2 separate regions of the Mus musculus genome follow, and region 2 is linked to region 1. Evidence: chromatin loops called from intact Hi-C (ENCODE). Cell type or tissue: left cerebral cortex. All regions are shown on one strand. Each heading gives the region's core, and the rest is flanking DNA. Links, peaks and the distances in the headings are about the cores only.

The links. A loop is a pair of places that touch in the nucleus more often than their neighbours do. Peaks named below come from ENCODE experiments on the same cell type or tissue, not always from the same donor. Only the 100,000 strongest peaks of a DNase experiment are listed, where the experiment ranks them.
Region 2: a loop joins it to region 1, with 8 times the contacts of the local background. A loop is called at or near these places in 20 of 42 quality-filtered maps.

Annotation. Positions count from the first base shown.
Region 1 is chr11:52,140,243-52,148,578 of GRCm38, reverse strand. It overlaps Olfr1373 (olfactory receptor 1373), which reads left to right and starts at 3,051. Exons shown (of 1, transcript NM_207227.1): 1 at 3,051-3,986. The coding sequence starts at 3,051. The coding sequence ends at 3,986. In left cerebral cortex, for the core only: a CTCF peak has its summit at 4,724 (motif pointing left); a DNase peak (open chromatin) is centred at 4,710.
Region 2 is chr11:52,339,738-52,348,073 of GRCm38, reverse strand. No RefSeq gene overlaps it. Among named protein-coding and RNA genes, the nearest start is that of Gm51894, 15 kb to the left of the region's middle. In left cerebral cortex, for the core only: CTCF peaks have their summits at 745 (motif pointing left), 1,624 (motif pointing right) and 4,710 (motif pointing right); DNase peaks (open chromatin) are centred at 1,617 and 4,708; H3K4me3 peaks cover 348 bases; H3K27ac peaks cover 760 bases.

The DNA.
Region 1 (8,336 bases), core at 211-8,210:
CTAAAACTATAATTCATGAATGTCTAAATTATTGTGTCACTAGCTGAGATATACTGTAATTTGTTAATTTCCCCTGAGAATATTCCTATATTCCTGAGATATTTATATGTACTATGTATTTTAGTATATTATTAAAACATGAAATACATACATTCATTTAACAACATTGGTGGGTTTTATTCGGAATTATTTTCTTGTTGCTATTGTTATTTTTACACATAGGGCAACAGAGTCTCACTGTGCAGCCCAGGGTGACATGATCTTCTTGTTTCAACCTTCGGAATTAGAGGATTTCATGCTGTGTCAACAACCTTTAATGCCAACCAAAAGCTTGTCAAATCCTGGGTATGATGATGGGCACCTTTAGTCCCAGCACTTGAGAGACAGAGGCAGATGGATTTCTGTAAGTTTAAAGCCAGCCTGATCTATATAGAAAGTTCTAGGCTAGCCAGGGCTACATAATGAAACTGTCTTGAAAAAGAAACATATCAAATGATTATTTCTTTGTTTTTCTCCTAAAAACATAAACCAGAAGCAAACTTTCAGAACAGGTGACAGATGAACAGCATAACTGCACTGATCTGGGAGGATTTATCTATAATGGGACAAGATCTGACTTGGATAAAACTTGCTATGATATGTACATAATTTATCTTATATAAGTATGTATATAACATAAGTCTCACAGTTGGCAATTTTACTCTTTTCCATGAGGAGAAATCAAACATCTTGTTGAAATAATTGATTCAGTTCTTGGGTGTCTGTCATTACATTCCAGTTCAGTAAACTCATCACAAAGCCACATACCAGTCATGGATCAGTGTGCCAAAAATTATTCACACTAAGCATAGATAGAAATCTCTTCATCCATACTCTACTTGTTTTCTTGGTTGTATGGGTGGTTGATTTAGGCATGCTTTTTTTTTTTTTTTTTTTTTAACCATGTTTTGAGACAAGGTCTCTGTCCTATTTAGATTCAGATGTCAAATTGGCACAGCCCAGCTTCATTTGAGGTAGTCTCAACTGGAGAATTGCCCAGGCCAGATTGGCATGTAACTATGTCTTTAAGAGATTAATTAATGTTTGATGTGGGAAGACACAGCCCACTATAGGCGGCACCATCCCTAGGCAGATGGGCCTTAGCAATATAAGAAAGGTAACTGAGCAAGCTAGAAAGAGCAAGATGATAAGCAGTGTCCCTCTGTAGTTTTACTTCAAGCTCTTGCCTTGAATTCCTGCCCTAGCTTCCCTTAATAATGAAGAGAAACCACAAAATTAACTAAGCCCTGTCCTCCCAAACTTGTATTTGGTCAGTGCTTTATCACACCAACAGAAAGCAAACTAATTGTCTTATGTAGCTCTGGATGGCCTTGAATTCACCTTACAGCTGGAAAGAGTTTTGAATTCCTGATCCCCCAGCCACTACCTCCCAAGCACTCATGGAGTAAGAAGAATAACTTTGTATACACATGTCTCATTTTCATTTTTTATCAATGACTACTTACAGCTCTCAGTGTTCTCTTCTGAACTTTTTAATTTTTTTTTTAGTTTTTAAAATACCACCTCAAGACATTGCCTTAGAGTTGACAAAATACATTTAAAATTAACACTCTACTTTAGCATAGCCATTTTCTCCTGCAAGGGCAATCTAAGCATCTCATACTGACAATCCCCCTTGTATGGTTACTGTTTATCAAGCTATAAACATAGAATATGTATTTGTTATAATAATTTTTCAGAATAGTGTCTGATGTGGCAAGGAAGAAGCGAACAGTCAGACTGATGAACTTAATCTGGTTCATCCTCGGTCTCAAACGACAGCGACAGCCCAGCTCAGAGACTGAGAAAAATAATAATAAAAACATACCAAACATCTGCATCGTCCACATTAGAATCTGAAAACAGGTTCCACATTACTGCTTTTACTTCCTATTATTAATGCCACGAGGATGGCACTGCATCCTTTCTATGTTCAGACAAGGAACCATCATTTCCAGAGAGTTGATTGGCCTGTCTAAAGTCACAGAACAAACGGGCTACAGGAATGGATTCAAGGCAGGGCCACACCTCTACACTCCAATGATCTATGTGCTAGTGAAGAGATGAATTGAGAAGATGTGGTAGCCTGCACAGGGTGTGGCCAGGATCAAGAAAGGCAACATGGCGCATGAAGGGTTCACAAGCCCCTACCCCTAGCTTAGGAAGGAGCAATTAAAAACTTATGACTGCTAATGGAGGGAGACTCAGTTTTCATTAACAGGATAGCCTCTAGTAGGTCAACCACGCTCCAGTAGTTAGCCCATACCCATGTACATATTGGTATCACAAATTGGACTTGGTGGGTTACTTTCTGTGAAAGAGAGAGAGGACATAAAGTTAGGAGAGGATGGGGAAAGGATGCATCTAGGGGGGAGTGGAAACAAACATACTCAAAATATGTTTCAGTTGTGTATGAAATTCCCTAAAACTAATAAACATATTTATAAAAGAAGATCAAACACAAGTGAAAAAGAATCAGCCACCAAACCCAGACACTATTGCATATGCCAGCAAGATTTCACTGAAAGGACCCTGATATAGCTGTCTCTTGTGAGGCTATGCCAGTGCCTGGCAAATACAGACGTGGATGCTCACAGTCATCTATAGGATGGAACACAGGGCCCCCAGTGGAGGAGCTAGAGAAAGTACCCAAGGAGCTGAAGGGGTCTGCAACCCTATAGGTGGAACAACAATATGAACTAACCAGAGCTCGTGTCTCTAGCTGCATATGTAGCAGAAGATGGCCTAGTCAGCCATCATTGAGAAGAGAGGCCCCTTGGTCTTGCAAACTTTATATGCCCCAGTACAGGGGAACACCAGGGCCAAGAAGTGGGAGTGGGTGGGTAGGGGAGCAGGGCGGGGGGAGGGTATAGGGAACTTTCAGGATAGCATTTGAAATGTAAATAAAGAAAAATCTAATAAAAAGGTGTAATTTATGAAGTATCTAAAAAATAGTTCATGTTTTTCATAGGAAGCATTCAGTTGACTTCTGTTTGTGCAGGTGGGAAAATATGGACTATTTGAACACCAGTTCAGAGGAGGGCTTCATTTTGGTGGGCTTCTCAGACTGGCCTCACCTAGAACCAACCCTTTTTGCTTTCATTTCTATTTTCTACTCTCTGACTCTCTTTGGCAACACCGTGATCATCATTCTGTCTCGACTGGACCTCCGCCTGCACACACTCATGTACTACTTCCTCTGCCACCTCTCCTTCCTGGACCTCTGCTACACCGCCAGCACTGTGCCCCAGCTTCTGGTCAACCTCTCTGGACTTGACAGGACCATCAGCTTTGGAAGGTGTGTGGCCCAGCTCTGCATAGTGCTCTCACTGGGGGGAACTGAGTGTGTGCTTTTGGTGACAATGGCTATAGATCGCTATGCTGCTGTGTGTCGCCCACTCCACTACACAACCATTATGCACCCTGTTCTCTGCAGAGCATTGGTTGTATTCTCCTGGGTGGGGGGCCTTGTGAACTCTCTGATCCAGACAAGCCTTGTGATGGCCATGCCTCTGTGTGGACACCAACTGAATCACTTCTTCTGTGAGCTACCTGTTCTCCTGAAGATGGCCTGTGAGGACACAGGAGGCACAGAGGTCAATTTGTTTGTGGCCCGGGTCATAATCTTAGTGTGTCCTTTACTGCTAATTCTAGGCTCCTATGCTCACATTGCCAGGGCAGTGCTGAACATCAGGTCAGTGGCTGGTCGCAGAAAGGCTTTTGGGACATGTGCATCTCATCTCATTGTGGTTGCCATGTTCTATGGCTCAGCCATCTCCACATACCTCCAACCTGTCCACAGGTATTCTGAGAAGGAGGGAAAATTTCTTGCCCTTTTTTATACTGTAATCACCCCCATGCTCAACCCTCTGATCTATACGCTGAGGAACAAGGATGTGAAAGGAGCGCTGTGGAAGGTGCTAGGGAGAGGCACAGACTCCAGGTAGGAGAGCAAACAAGAGCAGAAAATTATTTAGTATTAGGTTACTGTAAATTAATTGATGTTTACTATTGGAATACATTATTCATAAATGTGATTATAGAATCCATCCTTTTATTTTGGAATTTCCCACTTTTTGCTAATTCCATTACTAGTTTATTTTATACTATGGAAATAACATGGAACAAATTCAAGAAATTTTCTTATTTGTACATCCCAGGTAGGGTCAGACTAGGTGGCAAAAGCATTGATTCATCACAGTACCCAACTCCTCAGAGTCCGAGGTTTCAGTTTCTAGAGCAGAATCGTGCTGTAATCACAAGCCTTTACCTTGGAACTCAGGACAGCAGCTCACGCCAGTGTGTGCACTGGACTTATCTCGACCTCCAATGGTCTCAAGGGACCAGATTCAGTGTACGCTGTGCTTCAGTTGTGGTGTTTGTGGCCATCGGTGTCGCATATGACCAGAGCCTTGTCTTGCTATGGTTAGTCTACCTAGAGCCAGAGGAATTACTTGCTTCTCATCACAGACCCACTGGTTACAAATGAGGCACTTACTGGGATACGGAGAGGATTGTAGCATGAAAGCAACCTTCTTGGGACTCTACTCACACTTGCTGAACAACACAGCAGCTGAAGTTTGTAGATCTCTCTGGCCTTGTGTCACCCTCTGCCTCTGAAACACTGACACACACCAGTACTGTGCATGTGGCTAACCTGGGCTTAGCCTGCCATCTAGTGCTGAATAGGCAAAGGTGGCTCCGGACTCAGAGAATGCAAAGAATCCTGCTTTAAATGTCTGCAAGAACAATCACAAAGTGAGAGCTGAAAGGCTGGAATAAACACCTAGATCTTCAGTTCATAAATGATGTTGCCCAGCAATGCACACAAAGAGCGTTCATGGAAACTCGACTTCTCCTCCCCATGAAGGAATCGATGGAGCAAACACTTGGATGGAGAATTTTAAATGAATGTTTAAAAGAAATGAGTCAACAAATACAGACAGTACAGATATAATGCAGAAACCTAACCACCACCACCAACAACAACTTAGAGAGCCAGAAATAATTCAAAAGTCAAACGGAAGGGCTGGGTTGCAGTTCAGGGGCAGAGGATTTGCGGACTATGCGCAAAGCAAGCTCTGGATTTGCGCCCTAAATCCATAATAAAACAGAAAATCAAGCAGAAATCTTTGAGCAGAAAAGGAAACTAAAGAAGACTGACTCTCCGTCCTCAGCAGCTGTCAGTGATCACTGCCTTTCTGCTAGGGGTGGGAGCACACAAGGCTCTCCCTCTCGGGGCTGGACTGTTGTCTGGTTTAATCATGTGCAGTTCTTGTACTGACAACGTTTTTAATAGGCAGGAAAACCTATCATTTCATCTTATAAAGGAACTCAGATATCTGGAAACACTGATCCCCAAATGCTTCAGATGAAATTATCCCGGAGCTGAGCAGAGGCAACCCCCTAGAAAACACACATAATTCTTTCACTCACCCAACCCCCTTATTGTGTGTCATCCTCCCAGACTGGAGGCAGGGGCTTGTAGAATCTTGGAAGACAAAGGAGAAATATAAATCTCCCCTGGTCGGGACCTAACAACAAGCTTAGCTCCTATAGATTCTACTCATTTTGACTCATCAAAATTTCTGGCAAAATAATTGGAATAGCAGGTTACACAAACACCTTCCATGGTGGGCACTAGTGTGAAGAATTTGAATAGCAGATTTCTTTTCTTTTGTCATTTTCAGATTCTATGTATGTCCGTATCATTTATACAAAATGCCTGTGTATCCAGGTTTTTCAGGTATGTACTAAACATTATTGGCTTCATTAACATATCTTACCTACTTTTCCTTGAAATTACAGAAGTCAATATTCACATACCCAAGCTATCAATGGTTCAAGGCATCCTTACTCATAGCTGGCAAACTGTGGGGATAAGCCAAATGACCATCAGTAACTGCATGGATGCAGATTTGATCTATTCATGAAAGAGAACCTTGTCAATCATGTAAAAGAGCGGCAAGCTGAAGTATGCCACCAAGGACAAACCCTAGAAGAACTGAGCAAAGAAAAAGTAGCTCGCATGCAAAGGGTTGTGCCTGCTGTGGAGTGCCTTACTGTGAAGTGTCCAAAGAGACAAAATTACATCAATGGGTGTCTGAAAATGACAGTCAGGACGGTAACTGCAAATGGGCATGAAATGAAATGAGGTGAAAAAAAATGTTCTAAAGTGATAAATATACAAAATTGTGAATATACTGAAACATTACAGTGTAAATATTAAGCAAAACATTATGTATGGGAAATACATCTCAAAAAACCTGTTAAAATCAATGTTAGATGATTATACTGAAAACAAAGCCTATTAATCCAAAAATATTCCCATGCCCTTTCTATATGCAAAACCTTTAAACAGTATAATAATTGCATCTTTTGTACTTTTATTAATGAAATTTGACCTTAGCTGATATCATGTATGCAGTGTATTGTGATTACTCTCAAGCCCACACTCTCTCTTATCTTCTTCCCACTACCATATCCCCTCTCCTTACAGCCCCTTTTCCCATGTCGATGAGTGTGGGGATCTCTGAGGCCACTGGGGCCAGCAGAATTGATCTGCATGAGGCAAGAAGAAAATCCAGTTCAAAGTGACATAGTTAGCCAGTGTTGGTTCCAACTTCTAGAGTCTGACACCAAGCAGTTTATTTTAGCTGTACTTAAGCAGGGCACAATTTGGTGGGAAAAAATTTCTGATAATAGTTAACTCAATCATACATGTAAAAAAAGTTTAAGAACAATTTATATTGTAACTCTCTATAAAGAATACATGGTCTCTTCCATAAAGATGGGTTCTGTTGATTCAAAAACAATGTTCAAGATAGGGATCTAGAGAGGATGACTGAGGTAAAGGTAATAGCCTGTTGGAGTGAGGATTGGCCTGGCCCTACAGATAACACAGAAGTTACCTATACATATGCTGTTGAAAATTACAAGTGACATCTCTCATAAGGATGGATTTTATTGACTGAGAAGCAATATTCAAGGTCGATAGAGGAAGAGTCTGGAATAAACAGTTGCTTGGAGGAACGAATGAAACCTGGCCCTTGCAAAAGATCACCAGGTTATAAACTACATCTATTCCCAGCTTTCTGGATGGAAAACAGGCAAACATCTTCTTTCTGAAGAGATATGTCTGCATGTTTAGCCTTGTTGATTTCCCTGGTGACTATCTCTGAGTACTAGGACCTCAAACTCTCTACACGTTACTGATACCTAATATTTATTTTCAACTTGACACATCTGAGAATAGGGAACCTCAGCTGATGGACTTATCTATATCATGTCTGTGGGGCATTTTTCTTATTGCTCATTGATGTTGGGGTATCACCCCTGTAGGCAGTATCACCCCTGGGCACATGAGCCTGGGTATATAAGAAAGATGGCTAAAAGTGAGCCTGGAAGAAATCCAGTAAACAGCATTCTGCCATCGTGTCTGCTTTAAGCTCCAGCCTTGAGTTCCTACTTTGGTTTCCCTCCAGGATGGACTGTGACTATAAGGTGAAATTAACCAATTAACCTTTTATTTCCCAAGCAGGTTTTGTTCCGTGTTTTATCACATCAACAGACAGCAAATTAAAACAAGGTTGTTCTCCTCCTCCTCCTCCTCCTCCTCCTCCTCCTCCTCCTCCTCCTCTTTCTCCTTCTTTTGTAGCCTACTAAGTTGATCCAGAGTCCTCTGTGTGCATACGTGTTAGGAATTATTCAGTAGAGACTGGTGGGCTCACCAGTAAATATTGAGTTCATCAGCAGAGAGGTATAGCCCTGTGGGCCTCCTCACAAATGACTAGAGTTGACAAGGGTCCAGTCTTGCCAGTTCAGGCAATCACAGCTGCTATGAAGTCATGATCACAATAAATGTGGCATGTTCAAAGATAATTTCACAGACTTTCTCTCTATCTTCTGCCTCATATTTCTTCCTGCCCCCTTCTTCCTTGATATTCCTTGAGCCTTAATGGGAGTAGTAGAAATGTTCTGTTTAGGATTGAGTGCTCAACTATTCTGTTTTCTCAGCATCTTGAGCACTCAAAACTTTCTGTGTTCACCATCATTTTTTGTAAAGAGACATGTACTAATTAAGGTTAGCATTTGTATGTGGTTATAAGCATACATGTTTAGAAGGAAGTTTGATGCCATGTCAATTTAAATATACAAATACAAATTCCCCATCTATAGCCTACAATCTCCTCGCCCATTTTTAAAATCAGGTTTATAAAACTAGACCTAAAATCCCTCCAAAAGAACACACCTTGAAACCAATCAGAGTATACTTGGTTACCCCAATAACACTTGTG
Region 2 (8,336 bases), core at 270-8,269, 200 kb before region 1:
GTGCAGGGGCATATGTGCAGGTGTGTGTGTGTGTGTGTGTGTGTGTGTGTGTGTGCTCACCCTTGTTGGCAGCCATTCCCATTTAAACCACCACAGCCCTGTACCTTCTTCAGGGTCTGGGACCTGCATGGTAGGAGGAAGCACACCTATGCCCGGACATCTCTCAGCTTCTGTCCTGTCCCTCTCCCTCAGATGTCCCTCGCTCACTCAGCTTCCACTGAAAGTCTTGCTCCCCAGCACTAAGAACTGAGCCAGAACAGGATATGGGAGAATCGGGTGCCGCCGCTGCCCTTGCAAAACTAATAATCAAAGGATTAGATAGACTTTGCTCAAAATGCCGTAGAAATAGCATGTAAAGACTGGCCACAGTGTCACATGCCTGTGACCCAGGCACTCTGGAGTACAGGAAGGATGATCAGGAGTTCAAGGTCAGAGAAAGGTTGAAGTCTGGACCACGTGAGATATTTTCTCATAAAAGCAAAGCGAAACAAAACAAAAATGAAGACTGACTGGACCCACATTTAAACCCAGCACTCAGGAGACAGAGGCAGTTGGATCTCTGAGTTTGAGGCTAGCCTGGTCTACATGGCAAGTTCTAGCCCAGTCAGTGTTATGCAATGAGACTATGTTTAAGAAGAAGAAAAAAGGGCTGGAGAGATGGCTCAGAGGTTAAGGTTAAGAGCACCAACTGCTCATCTGAAGATCCTGAGTTCAAATCCTAGCAACCACATGGTGGCTCACAACCATCTGTAATGAGATCTGATGCCCTCTTCTGGTATGTCTGAAGACAGCTACAGTGTACTTGCATATAATAAATAAATACATGAAGAAGAAGAAGAAGAAGAAGAAGAAGAAGAAGAAGAAGAAGAAGAAGAGGAGGAGGAGGAGGAGGAGGAGGAAGAGGAAGAGGAAGAGGAAGAAGAAAATCAAAATTAAAAAGAAGCTGAGAAAGGCCCCTAGCAGCGTCTTCACCCCATTTTCCTCCAAAGAGGAATGCTACAGGAATGTAATCTGTAGCAGTCTCATAGAAGATTCTAGGCGTAGCCAAACACAGCTGAATACAGCCCCATGAACACTGCAGCCAGAGTCATGGAAGACTAAAGTACAGTCCCAGGGAAGCCGGGCTTAAGATGAAGGTGGCAGTGGGTCAAATGAATTAGATGAAGTGGAAATCGTAGACTTCACGGACTGAAGCTGAGTTTCTAGCTGTAACTGGGGAAAGGGCGGAGGAGGCGTGGCCTCTGGGGAAGATGGCGGATCTAGGTGCGACCATTGGCTGCGCCACCCTCCTGATTTCCACAGAGGCCAATCTTGGGGGAGGGGACAGCCTCTGGGACGCCCACCAATCTAGTCAAGGGCAGCTATTGTGGGGCAAATCGCTCTTGGTGTCCTTTTCTTGTCGGAGATACATAATGATACAGGAAAAGGGGCGAATTGAACCTAGACCAGGTTTCTTCTCAACACCACTGATTGATATAAAATTCCCTGTGTTTGCTGACTCCTCTATTTCTGTCCACTCTGCCTGGCCTTTACTTGGGCTCCCTGGCAGAGATAGAGAGGCTCTTACTAGGTAGCAATAGCTTGCCAACCACGCCCACGGATGTACTTCCACCCACTCACCAAGAGGTGGCAGCACCACCCCAGGTTGCTTGCTTGGAAGCCTGTGTGATCTCTTGAAGAAAATTCATTTTCCTGCAGGCATCAGTGCACTTTTTTCCTGATGAGGAAAGTGGGGCCAGTAAGAAAACGATTAGGGTTGCCTTTCATCCCCAATAGCGTGTTCTGATGGCTCTCTGACCCGATCCCAAAGGAGATTCAGTCCTTGCTTCTGGGGAGCATTTTAGCAACCTCTTGAGGTATTTTTGATCTTCACAGGTTGGGTGTAGGAGGCTGTCATAATTAATCTTCATTGTCAACCTGCCTGGGTTTGGAATCACCTAGGAAACACACCCGTGTGTGGCGGTTGCACAGAGGAGGGAAGACCCTGGATGTAGGCGGTACCATCCCATGACTGGGGGCAGGGACGCGGGGGGGGGGGGGGAGGGCAAGACTGAATCAAACAGGAGGAAAGGAAAGAGCAAACCGACCACTGGCACCCCTTCCCATCTCCTACCCGCAGATGCAGTGTGACTAGAATCCACACACTCCTGCCCCCAAGCCTTCCCCACCACAACGGAGTACCCTCAAACCAGAATAAACCTTACCTTCCTGAAGCCAATCAAGGGATAATGCTGGGGGGGGGGGGCATGGGCAGGCCTCTGTGCCGGACCTTGGAGGGACCAGGCATGCCAAAGTCCTTGCCTTCCTTCCAGGAGATCAGGCTTCAGAGAGAGATGATGTCTCTGTGAAGTGAGAAGTATGGTCTTGGGGACAACTGAGAGACTAAGATAGAATGGCACAGACAGAGATCGACTTTAACAGCCATGATGGAGTGTGGGGCCAGAGATATGGGTTCTGGAAGCCAAGCTCTGCTCTCTGCACGTGCAGCAAGCACTCCTAACCACTGAGCTATCTCTCCAGCACCCCGTGCGTTCTATTTTTCCGTTACTAGCAGTTCAGTGGGTGTGCCTGCACTACATCACTATGGATAGGGGATCGATGTGTTGCATGTGATAGACCACATGGAGGCAATGGGAATTCTTCTTTGGATTCCTTGGGACAGGGCTTCTCTATGTAGCTCTGACTGTCCTGGAACTCGCTCTGTAGACCAGGAGCCTCCAGAGATCCACCTGCTTCTGCCTCTCCAGTGCTGGGATTAAAAGTGTGTGCTACCCCCTCACCCAGAGGCAATAGGAATTCCTTATCTCATGGGACCGCCCCCGTGTCTACTCATCTGTGTCCTCACACAGGGAGACAGGAGCGCCTGCTCTGAAGAAGCTCCAGTGACAAGAGAAGACGTCACCTGCTGGCTTTGAAGTTGGAGGAAGAGGCTACATGGCAGGAACCATAACTCCTCAGGCTGAAGAAGACAAACATAAGGATATCCCTGAGAGCCAGGGAGGAAGCCTGCCTGACGACACTTTTGTGCCTACCCAGGGAAGCCATTTTAGGTTTCTGGCTGCCAGCACTGTAAATATTGTTTGGTCTTGTTGAGACAGGGTCTCAGGCTATAGGCGTGGATGGCCTCATACTTAATGTGGCCCGGAGCGGCCTTGGTCATCCTCTTGCTCCTGTCTCGAAAGGGTTGGGATTCTAGGTGTGTACCAACACTCCTGACTCAAAATGGTGTTTCTTTGGACCACCAAATGTGTGCTAATTCAGAGCAGCATAAAGAAACAAATGTAGGGGTGGTGGGGTGGCTTAGTGGGTAGGGATGCTTCCTGTCAAGCTTGACAGCTGGGATCAGCTTACTCCTTGGAATCCAAAGGGTGGGTCCCAAATGTCCTCTGATTTTCATATTCATGTAGACCCAAACCCTCCCACCACCACCAAATATATAAGCAGACAAACAAATAACTAAAACATAAAAATAACAATATTCTAGCTAGCCACTGCTAGTGGTGTACACCTTTAATTCCAGCTCTGGGGAGGCAGAGGCAGAGGAAGGCAGATCTCTGTGAGTGAGGCAAGCTTGATCTACAGAGTGAATTCCAGGACAGCCAGAGATACGTGGTGAGACCACTGCCTCAAAAACAAAAACAAAAACAAAACAAAAAAAACCCACAAGGGCCGGGCATGGTGGCACATTTGTTTTATATCAGAACGCCATGGGGTGAGGGGGCAGCTCTGTGAGTTCAAGGCCAGCCTAGTCCATAGAGTTCCAGGACAGCAAGGGCTGTTACAGAGAAACTCTTTCTCCAAAACAAAATGACAACAAAATCCACAAAAAATAAACAAAAATAAACAAAAAAAAAGAGAAAGAAAAAAAGAAAAGAAAAATAAAGATAAAAAGTACCAGATACTAGGACATTTGTTTTTCAGAAGGATATTTGGGGCCAGCAACTTAACTATGTTATACATAGTAAATTAAATTGTATTCTCTGAAAGATATGCTGGTCTTGAACCGATAAGCTCCAGATTCAGTAGAGACCCTGGCTCAAAGTAAGGCTGACAGGACGGCCCAGTGGGTAAAGTGCTTGCCACAGAAGCCTGAGGGCCTGAGGTCAATCCCCAGAACACACTGTAGGACAGGGCTGATTCCTGACCCTTCACATCTATGCCAGGGCAAATGTGCTCATGCTCACGTGTGACTAACACACACACACACACACACACACACACACACACCACGTTAAATAACAGGACAAGATATTAGCCCAAAAATAAAGACATAAAATAAATTAATAAAGGCTCTGAATGAAAACTGGGAATTAGTGAAACAGCACAGACAATGATGTGAGGGTCTATCATGGGCTCCGTGGGTGATCTGCGCGGTGCTCCATTCCGGTGGTCACTGTCCACTGGTTTGAAGGCCTCTGAGCCCTTAGCAATGAAGGGAGATTCCACACCAGCGAAGTAAAGCTCTGTGGAAGGCGCCTGGGGTGTCTCCCATCCATCGCACTCACCCTTCCTTGCTGGTGTTTAGAGAAACAAAAAACCTACCTATGGTATCATAGCGACTCTCCACCCTGGCTCATGTTGAAATCATCTGGGGGAAGCGCTACCATAGCTGGCCCTTGCCCCAAAGACCATTTTTGCCTTGACTGCATTTGTTGAAGCTCCCTCTGACCAAGTCTATTGAAAGCGCCGTTGCTATTTGAAAAGTTGGCCACCAGGTGGCGCTAGAAGATGACCAAAGAGAAGGGATTTCTTCTTCCTGGTGCCCAAACGGTAAGAGAGAGGGTGAACCTGGGAGTCCTCACTAGCCTCTGGCCACTGAGGTGGGTTGTTTGTTTGTTTAGCTTTTTAAGAATTTTATAACTACTATGGGGGGGGGAGGGGAGGAGAGGGAGAGGGAGGGGAGGAGGAGGGGGCATGGAGAACTCCTGCGGAAGACGGAGGAATTTCTAAAGTCAATTTTCCCCTCCCACCTTTGCATGGTTTGGGGGGATGGAACACGGGTCACCAGGCTTGTGGGACAAGCCCCTTTTCTTGCTGACATCCCGTCATCCTATTTGGCTTTTTATGAGTTAGTGTCTCGTGTATTGCACGCTGACCTCCTGATTTTGAATTCCTGATCCGACTGCCTCTATCTCCCAAGTTTTGGGATTACAGCTGTGCACCATAGACACCTGGTTGGCTCCACTTGTGACTTTTTGCTTTTGTTTTTGTTTTTGTTTTTGTTTTTTGAAACAGTGTTTCTCTGGGTAGTCCTAGCTGTCCTGGGACTCACTCTGTAGACCAGGCTGGCCTCCAACTCACAGAGAAGCACCTGCCTCTGCCTCTACCTCCCAAGTGTTGGGATTACAGGTGTACGCCCCCACTCGCTGTTCACTCGTGGCTTTACCAAGATGTCCACTCAGGGGTGTTTTCAATTCTGCTCCTGTGGAATCAGTGGGGTGGGCGGATGTGCTGCAGAGCCCCCTCCTCCCAAAGCACCTGCCCACACACCTACGACAGCCAGGGGGAAAGCAAATGGTGTCATCACAGCCCTTCCAGTGCCAGGGGAACCCCCAAAAAGGCCCAGGTTGGGCTCTCCATATTATCTTTTGCTCATCAATGAGATGTCTTCTCTGACGGCAGCACCCAGAGTTCACTATGACATCTCCAAAGTGAGAAATGGGTCCTCAGGAGGCTTCTGCCTGCTTTACTTTAACTGGCCAAGGACTCAGCAGGGAGGCCTGGGAGCCTCTCTATATAATGTGCAAAACAAGGCTGTGTATCTTGCCCAAACGAGCTATGTCTCTTTCACAATAAGAATTAAGGACACACACACACACACACACACACACACACACACACACACACACGCCAAAACACTGACTTGAGCTGAGCATGAACCATTGGGCAGACTTATGCCTAACACTAATACTGGGGAGGCTGAGGCAGGAGGATCCCCATGAGTTCAAGGCCACCCTGGGCTACGTGTAAGACCTATGGTAAAACTAACAAATGGCTGGAGATGCAGCTGTTGGTAGAGTGTTTGCCTAACACGCACAAAGCTCTGGGTTCAAACCCCAGTGCTGTTTACCAGGGTGTGGTGGTCCACGCCAGTGTTGCCAGCACTTGGGAGGTGGGAACGGAACGATCAGACTGTATAGTTCATCTTTGGCTACACAGTGAGATTCAGGCTAATCCTGGTTCCTTGAGACCTCGCCTCAAAAAACAAATCCCTCAGGGGCTGGCTGCCATCCGGATTGCCACATGGGCAAGAAGGGAAGAGGTTAAAGCACTTTGGAGGAACAGCCACAGACCCCAAAAGGGCACAGCCATAAAACCTGGGTCCTAGGTACTGTGGGGGCCTCTGCAGAGTATCGGAAAGAAGCAGGAAGCCGGCCTCAGGCCTGACAGTGTGTCCCCAGTGGCCCCAGGTTCCCGCAGCTGGGGTCAGGGCTGAGCCTGGTAGCCTGGAAACTGAATTTCAGAGAAAGACAAGCTTTGCTTGATCACCTGGCAAAGGATCTCTGAGTCTTGCCTAGGACCCCAGCCGGCTGCCTTCCCCATGTGGTCCTATCCTGGAGCCCCATAAGGACCCCCACCCAGGTCAGAGCATCCTGGGGGGGTCATTCCCTGAGGATTAGGGCCCACCCAGGGTGACCTTGCCAAACAGTGCTCTGGAGCTAGGCACCACCCCCCCCCCCAAGGCCACCACACACCCCTCAGCCACCACCCTTGGAGTTCCTGAGGTGACCCATTTCCCTCTCTCTTCTGCAGCTTCAAAACAAACCAAAACACAGACCAACATCCTTTGTTTGTTTGGAGGATCAGAGCCGGGGAGAGCGCTCTGTGGGTTTTCACTTGAAAACAAGGTTGTTTGAGTGGGGAGCAGAAACCCAAGGCAAAGGACAGAGTCTCTTGTGGCCACGTGCTTTCTGGATGAGTCAGGGCAGGGCGGGGGAGGGGGACACTCAGCAGCAAGGCTGTCTGCTCACCGCTTTGAGGGGCCGGAGCCATGGCCACCGCCACTCACGCTGGGTAGCGTTTCTTTGAGGATAACTAGGCCCAGGTAGGGCCAGGCTTCTCATTCAGTGGCTCCAGAATTCCTTACATGGGTGGGAATGGATTAAGTTGATGCAAGCCCCTAGTGCAAATTTATCTCCATCCCTTAGTTCACAGGCCCAGGCTAGATGTCCTGCCCCAAGGGACAGGCTTGGCCCATCTAGCACGGGCTGTCTCCAGGGTGTGCAGTCAGGTCCTGTCCAACTGACCTGTTGGATCTGAGCTTCCTGGTGAAACTGGAATCTCTGAAATGCCTGCCTTCAGGAGAGGGTACGCGGTAGAGCAGAGACTAGCATACCCTTTGGGCGCCTGTGGTCTCCACACAGAGTGTGTGGGTGTAGGAGACAGGCTGATGGGGACTGCCTCTCGGCAGCCTTCACGGGCACCTGTGAGTGGCAGTCTGAAGGGTGGTGGCCGGCAGACAGCCTATAGAGTGATATTCCAAAGCCTGAACCATTGTAGCTCCCGGCTGATTCCTGGTCTCGCCTGATAGTTTTAGATGCACCATCTTATTTGTTCTTCACAGGCAGTTATGCTAGAGTGGATGAGGCCGCCGGGGTTCAGAAAGGCAGAGCAACTACTCAAGGACACACAACAAGCCAGACTAGGAGCAGCTCAGCTTTGGACCACACCAGGGCCAGGAACTAACTCACTCAGAGCAGGATTCAATTGCCTGGTGGGAGGTGACTATAGAATGAGGACTTTCGCTGCCAACAGCTCCTCATTCTCATTCTGATGGCGCACTCATGATGGGGATGGGTAGGCTTTTGTTAAAGGCCACCATTTTTTAGTCCTTAGGAACTGAGCAAAGCAGTGGCTCCCAATCTCATCCAATCCTCCCTGCATCCCCAGAGGGAGGTATCTTCATTAGCCCATTTCAGAGATGATAATGCTGAAGCAGGGGTCTGCAAGATGGCTCAGCGGCTAAAGGCGATTGCTGCCCAGGTCTGGTGACTGAAGTTTGGTCCCCGAGATCATAAAAAGTGGAAGGAGAGAACCAACTCCACAGAGCTGTCCTCTGACCTCCGCACATGTCCCCATAGTAGGCGTGCTTCCTAACACAATAATAACGTGTAAGATAAAATAAGAAAGAAAAAGCTGAGCAGACGGTGCCTTTCTAAAGCACTGCACGGCAGGCGCTCTTCTGGATCCCACCCAGTCTCCCCTTCCCTCCTGGGGGTCTGCTCTAGGATCAACTTGAGTTGCACTTTGGAACCTAAGCTTCAAGGTCACCCCCTCTTGCTGGCGGGACATCTGCACGGGAACTCTGTTCCTTCCCACCCTTGCTCAGCTTACAT